2 separate regions of the Homo sapiens genome follow, and region 1 is linked to region 2. A link is a contact called in ENCODE Hi-C or POLR2A ChIA-PET data. All regions are on one chromosome and are shown on one strand. The core of a region is the stretch at or near the end of the contact, and the rest is flanking DNA. Distances in the headings are between cores, read along the strand shown. Region 1 has its middle 11 kb from the start of ITGB6. Region 2 overlaps RBMS1 (RNA binding motif single stranded interacting protein 1).

What was found. A loop is a pair of places that touch in the nucleus more often than their neighbours do. ChIA-PET counts read pairs that join two places held with the same protein, here RNA polymerase II (POLR2A). Pooled maps may share reads with other maps.
Region 1: a loop to region 2 is called in a map of endothelial cell of umbilical vein, with 2.7 times the contacts of the local background. The contact joins two enhancer-like sites. A Hi-C loop is called at or near these places in 1 of 168 maps with a recorded cell type or tissue (endothelial cell of umbilical vein), 2 of 37 single-sample maps with no recorded cell type and 9 of 50 pooled maps. POLR2A ChIA-PET finds 5 or more read pairs at or near these places in 2 of 52 experiments (MCF 10A and PC-3).

Annotation. Positions count from the first base shown.
Region 1 is chr2:160,209,461-160,212,160 of GRCh38, forward strand. No RefSeq gene overlaps it. Among named protein-coding and RNA genes, the nearest start is that of ITGB6, 11 kb to the left of the region's middle. RefSeq lists enhancers at 109-198, 339-408, 1,059-1,108. Within about 2 kb of position 1,340, at least 7 of the 41 ENCODE cell types and tissues checked have a DNase peak (open chromatin) inside an H3K27ac peak, as active enhancers do; they include endothelial cell of umbilical vein, where a contact is called at or near this core.
Region 2 is chr2:160,426,903-160,429,602 of GRCh38, forward strand. All of the region lies in intron 1 of RBMS1 (RNA binding motif single stranded interacting protein 1), which reads right to left. Among named protein-coding and RNA genes, the nearest start is that of MIR4785, 20 kb to the left of the region's middle. Within about 2 kb of position 1,374, at least 15 of the 41 ENCODE cell types and tissues checked have a DNase peak (open chromatin) inside an H3K27ac peak, as active enhancers do; they include endothelial cell of umbilical vein, where a contact is called at or near this core.

The DNA.
Region 1 (2,700 bases), core at 90-2,589, 220 kb before region 2:
ATCAACGATGACTCTAGCAGTTATTGAGGCCCTGAATCAATAACCCCACCATCACCACCAGGGTTCTCCAGCTGTTTCAGAGAGAGAATACCATCTGCTCATCAGCAGAGTCATCGGGAGCTCTAATCTGCTCTAACAACTTGGAGGGTCATGAGGAGTCATAACTCTGCAAAAAGCATTCCATGGTAGAACCAGAAAGGTCTGAACTATGCAGGCCAGTGCTGTATGGAGACTGTTTGTATGCTGTGTTAACATTCCTTCAGTCCAGTGGAGGTCTGATTAGCCAGCATCTTCTGTTCTGGAATTCCCCATGACTTTTTGGTTGCAAAAGAAAACCTGGAAAATCCCTGTGGTCCTCTAGTTCTCTCTAGCTGTGCTGATAGACTAATTGGGGTTAGTTTCAGTAACAAAAGTCTCCCCTAACAGAATAAAAAAATACTCCTCTTAAGAAGGCAGAAGAGATGGGTATATTTTCTTTTAAAAACTCCTTGGAAAGTGGAAGGACTTCAAACTTCTTTTGACCTTAAAGATGCAATTTATTCAGCTGCAACAATAGGGAAAGTTCTAATCCTTTAAAAAGCTGGGAGAAATGGTGGCCAGTAATTATTATCTTTTTATTGTTGTTTTTTTAGACAAGGCCTCACTCTATCACTGGGCTAGAGTGCAGTGGCATAATCCTAGCCTCACTACAGCCTTAAACTTTGGGGCTCAAGCGATCCTCCCACCTCAGTCTCCTAAGTAGCTGGGCACATGCCACCATGCCAAACTAATTAAAAAAATTTTTTATAAAGATGGAGGTCTTACTTTGTTGCCCAGGCTGGCCTAAAACTCTAGATCTCAAGTGATCCTCTTGCCTCAGCCAGTGATCATGTTTGAGGCACATCCTTGGGTGGGTCCGTGGAGGATTTATTACTTTTAACTGCCATTTTATGGAATTTTCTGATTGTTTCAGATGCATACTCAGTGAATCCTGTCAGTAAGTTTTCAGGGAATCAAATAGAGTAAAGGATTGGGTATGAGGTGAACACCCTAATCGTTAAAAAGGCTAAACAATAAATTATTCTAACAAGCTAATCAAAATGGCATTAACCTGGTGATGTCTCAAGACTTGGAAGTGGAGAAAGAAGAAAAGCCTTTAAAGCAAATTCAGCTGGCCTCTAATTAAAGACGGTGTGTCAGATTTTTACACCACAACAGACGTAACGAATCTATATATTGTTGGGCATAATTACTTCCAGACAAAAAGCGGCTCCGGTGAGCAGTCAGGTGTGAGGCTTGTTTGGGGAAGTATGAAAACCACCTGCCTGGGCTGCAATCTCTGTTGCGTCCTGACTACTCTGGCTGGAACTTTGCTGCTCCTGAGCCCAGGGCCCTTTCCTGGCACCCCCTAGCGGTTGAGGGTGTAACAACCGAGGCATGATGAAGCGAGAGGCTCACAGTAGTTTCAACATTTATTAAAGGAAGGAAATGAATCATTTTCTTTATATCAAGGAGTTCGATGTTTTAAAGTTTCAATCAAAACACAAATAGGAAAGTTTTTTGATAAAAGACAATTGCTGTTAGTTGCAAATATTGGGGGAGGGGCAAACATTCCCTATGCGTTGATGAAATTAAGTTATCTTGGACACCAATAGAGTAAGGCTCAGCAGCATGGAAAAGGCAGTTGTCAGCCCTGGTCTCAGTCCAGACCTTGGTGGATTGATTATTGGACATTTGTGGCATGGTATAGATTGGTCTTGAAATTGTTTAGGCCCTATTAGGCAACCAAAGATTAGGAAGACAGGATTTAAACGTTAACCAACAGAAGGATTTATTTTTATGAATGTTGCTGGAGGAGGAGCACAGCTTCCTAAAATGTGATCTGAAGTGAGCTGTTAATCCTTGCCCTGATAATGAAATGCTCCTGCAGTTTATTTAATATAGACTATTAAATCTTCCATCAGAAACTCACAATGTGCATTATAACCTATTAAACACTTCAAGAAGCCCCACAGGGAAGAAAATTGTTTACTTTTGTTTAACAATTAAACAAAAAACTATTTTCATTATCCTATGATAATATTGTAGTCAGATTTCTTAGGAAAAGGCGGGTGTGAATTCATGTGTTTACTGCTGCCTTTTTTGTGCATTCTGCAATTCAAAGATCTTTCAAGATGGGTTTTCCAGGAGACGATTCATTTTCCCAGGAAAGCCCAGAGAGGAGGTCCATTTTGATAATAGTTCAGATAAAACACTTGCAATAGTGATGGCTCATTATAAATTTCTGGACTCAGACCCAGCCTTATAACCTAGTATAGTTAACCTAGTGACTATAGCCCAGATACTACAGTTTTATTACTGAATGACGTAGACTGGTTTTCTTTGCGAAATGAATTTCGAATACGGCTATCTATTGTTTTCCTGTATCTTCTGGGCAGAGGATCCCAGTTGCTGCTTGCATCTGCCCTTGGTCTCTTTCTTTTTGGTACAATAGCCTGTCCTCAAGCTGTCATCTGCCTGTCTGTCCATCTACCCATCTTACTTGCAGAAGGTCCAGAAGAGTAGCTCCGTTAAGGAAACAGCATTCTCTTCCTAAGGTAGGAAGCATCTCTTCAGGTGAGAAAGTGTGCAGCATTTTTTCCAAACTTGGATTTTCTGCTGCTTTCTTATGATGCAGGCATCAGGCAAGGTGGGAGCAATCTGAATGAGTTTGGCTCTCTT
Region 2 (2,700 bases), core at 124-2,623:
AACTTAGTGGTTTGGTCAAGGAATGGAAGAAAGCCTAGCTCCTTTTTTGTTACCAAAGTAAGGCCGGAAACGGTTTTGATTCCTACAAATTGAGATGGTTGGAATTTTTCTGTATGTTTGTTAATTCTGCCTTAACGTGTTAGACTTTATCTCTAATCAATTTGATAGCCTATGACTGAAAACTCCACATTCATTGTTTAGATGACAAAATAATGATCCATAAAGAAAACAGAAGATTCAGTGGACACTTTTCCATCTAAGGGATGATTCCATTAAGGTTTTAGCAATATCCAAGTTACGTTAATACAACATTTTCCTTCTTTAAAATAAAGAAGTATAATATTTAGGAAAGTAGAGGTCAATAATAACTATCTAAGAGATATTTTTTAAATCCATCATAGCTAAAACTGTACCTCCCATATATATACCTACAACTAATTTTATGAGGCCAGGAACAAAATTCTATTTAAATTGAGCTCACTGCAATAAATAAATGAGTGAATAGGTAAAGAGAACTGAGTCAAAAATAAATTTTACCTGAAAATCAAGAATGACACAATTAAAAAAATTGTTAAAGCCTAAATATATAAACATATATGTTTATCTGTATCTATATTTATGTCTATCTGATGGTATATATTAATACATAGAGATTTCATATAGATCCAATTCCACAAGGGAATTACATTTTTAAAATATCAAAGACTAAAATTCTTGAAAACTAAGACGGTTATCTGTATGAATAAGGAACACTTTTAGAATATTAATTCTTCAGTTAAAAACACTGACACTGATTAATGGTTTCTGTTGGGTATTATTTACAAGAAATCATCTCAGCAGGGTGCCTGTGTCCAGTTTCATAATCACATAGTACACTCACCCTACAGGATTATGTTCTAGGCAAGTTCGAATGTTAAGTTGAATTTCATTCTCTTCAGGAAGTGACTTTTACTCAAGATTGAATACAGCTGTTAGCACAGATCACTGTTCCAAAAACATTTCTATGAGAGCTGGAAGAAAACACCATTTTAAGAAATGCAAATTCACTTTCATTATTTCAAATCTGTGCAAGCAAAGCTGGAAGGGAATCTCTGGTCTCTGTTTGTTAGTTAAATTAGGTTATTATAAATATTTAAGAGAAAACATGCAGGATGGCTACGAGATGGCTATAAGACTTTCCATGTACTTCTGGAGCCTACATATTTTAATCACCAGTTTGTTTATAACAAATACAGTGGCTTGGTTTTTGTTTCAAAAATCAAAGTTATACTCAATTTCTCCTTAAATTTCACTCTCTAATACAACTTGGTTTTCTCTCTTTATATTCACAGAAATGTAGCCTGGCAAAAAACGTGGGGTGGCCTCAGCAGAGGAAATGCTGCCAGCTGAAAACACCGGATGTAATCGAGACCACAAGAGACACAGACTTAGTTATAAATGTCGAACTAAAAAGAGGTATTGGAAAGAAACAAAGTCTAACTTTTTATTGGCTGGATTAATTATTGTAGTGAAATCTTGCTATTTCATAGTTTAGTCCCAAACAAAACAGCATGTCGGGGAATTATTTTTATAATCCTAGGTTCCACTTTCTAGAGCTTTAAAAGAAGAAGAAGAAGAAGAAAAAAACTCTATGGATTCTTACCATCCCTGGCCATTTTCCTACTACTGTGGGTAGGAGAACAGAGGTTTTGGGTGTCAACCTACGAGACAGTACAGGATAGGTTGGATCGGCTTCCACAAATAGCTGGGAAAAGAGCATTTTTAAAGAATGTCTTTTAGCATCACAGAAATGTCCTTTTACTATATAAAGAACCAGAATAAATCTGTCTATAGATGGACCCGTAACAGACTAAGTTAATTAGTATTATTAATTCTCTTTGGCAATGGGGTGGGGATAAGAAAACTTAATTTACAAAGTCTGTAATAGCTGTTTTTCTATTCCCGCCCTTTGACATTGTGCTTCCTTTTGTATGGCGTAATGGTGATAACCATGTTCCTTCCCTATTGGCTATGAAAATCCAAATTTGAATTCAAGACAAGCATAACACTTTGGGATCCCTATGATCCTCCTAGTTTGGCTATTAGTGCTTTCCAAGCTGCACTTTTCAACAGTTATCTATTGCTTTCTATGTAAAGATTGTTTCAATTAAATACATTTGTCTGTTCAAAAAATAATTCTTCAGGCAAAAATTTAAAATTTAATTTACTTTTTAGCCAGGGAAAATGATATTTTAATTGTCAAAATATAATAGTTTTTATTTAAGACCCTGACTAAAGGGAGCAGTTAGCAGTTTTTGCACTTTAAAGTTAACAGGAAGTCTCCTTTCTTCCTTTTTTTTCATATAATATGATCAATGTTTCTTGGAAAGGTTAACATTTCTCATAAGAGATTAAAGGACCCACCATAACTCACACAGGAGAAAGTGGGCATCTTCTGATGGTAAGAACAGGTCATTTTTGAAACTATGTTGTTATACATGTCAGCCATCTTATTAAGTAAGCTCTTGGAAAAAATAAAAGAAAATCTTTTGCCACTAGAGGGAGTTCAAAATTCCCTTTGTATCAGTAAACACGTAAAGTGCATTTAACCTCTGAAACAATAAAAACTATGATTGTAGTACACTTTTTAAAAAATTAAACAATAAGACTAAATCAAGAATTAGGTTTTTGGGGAATATATCTTTTCCTTCAGTTAGAATA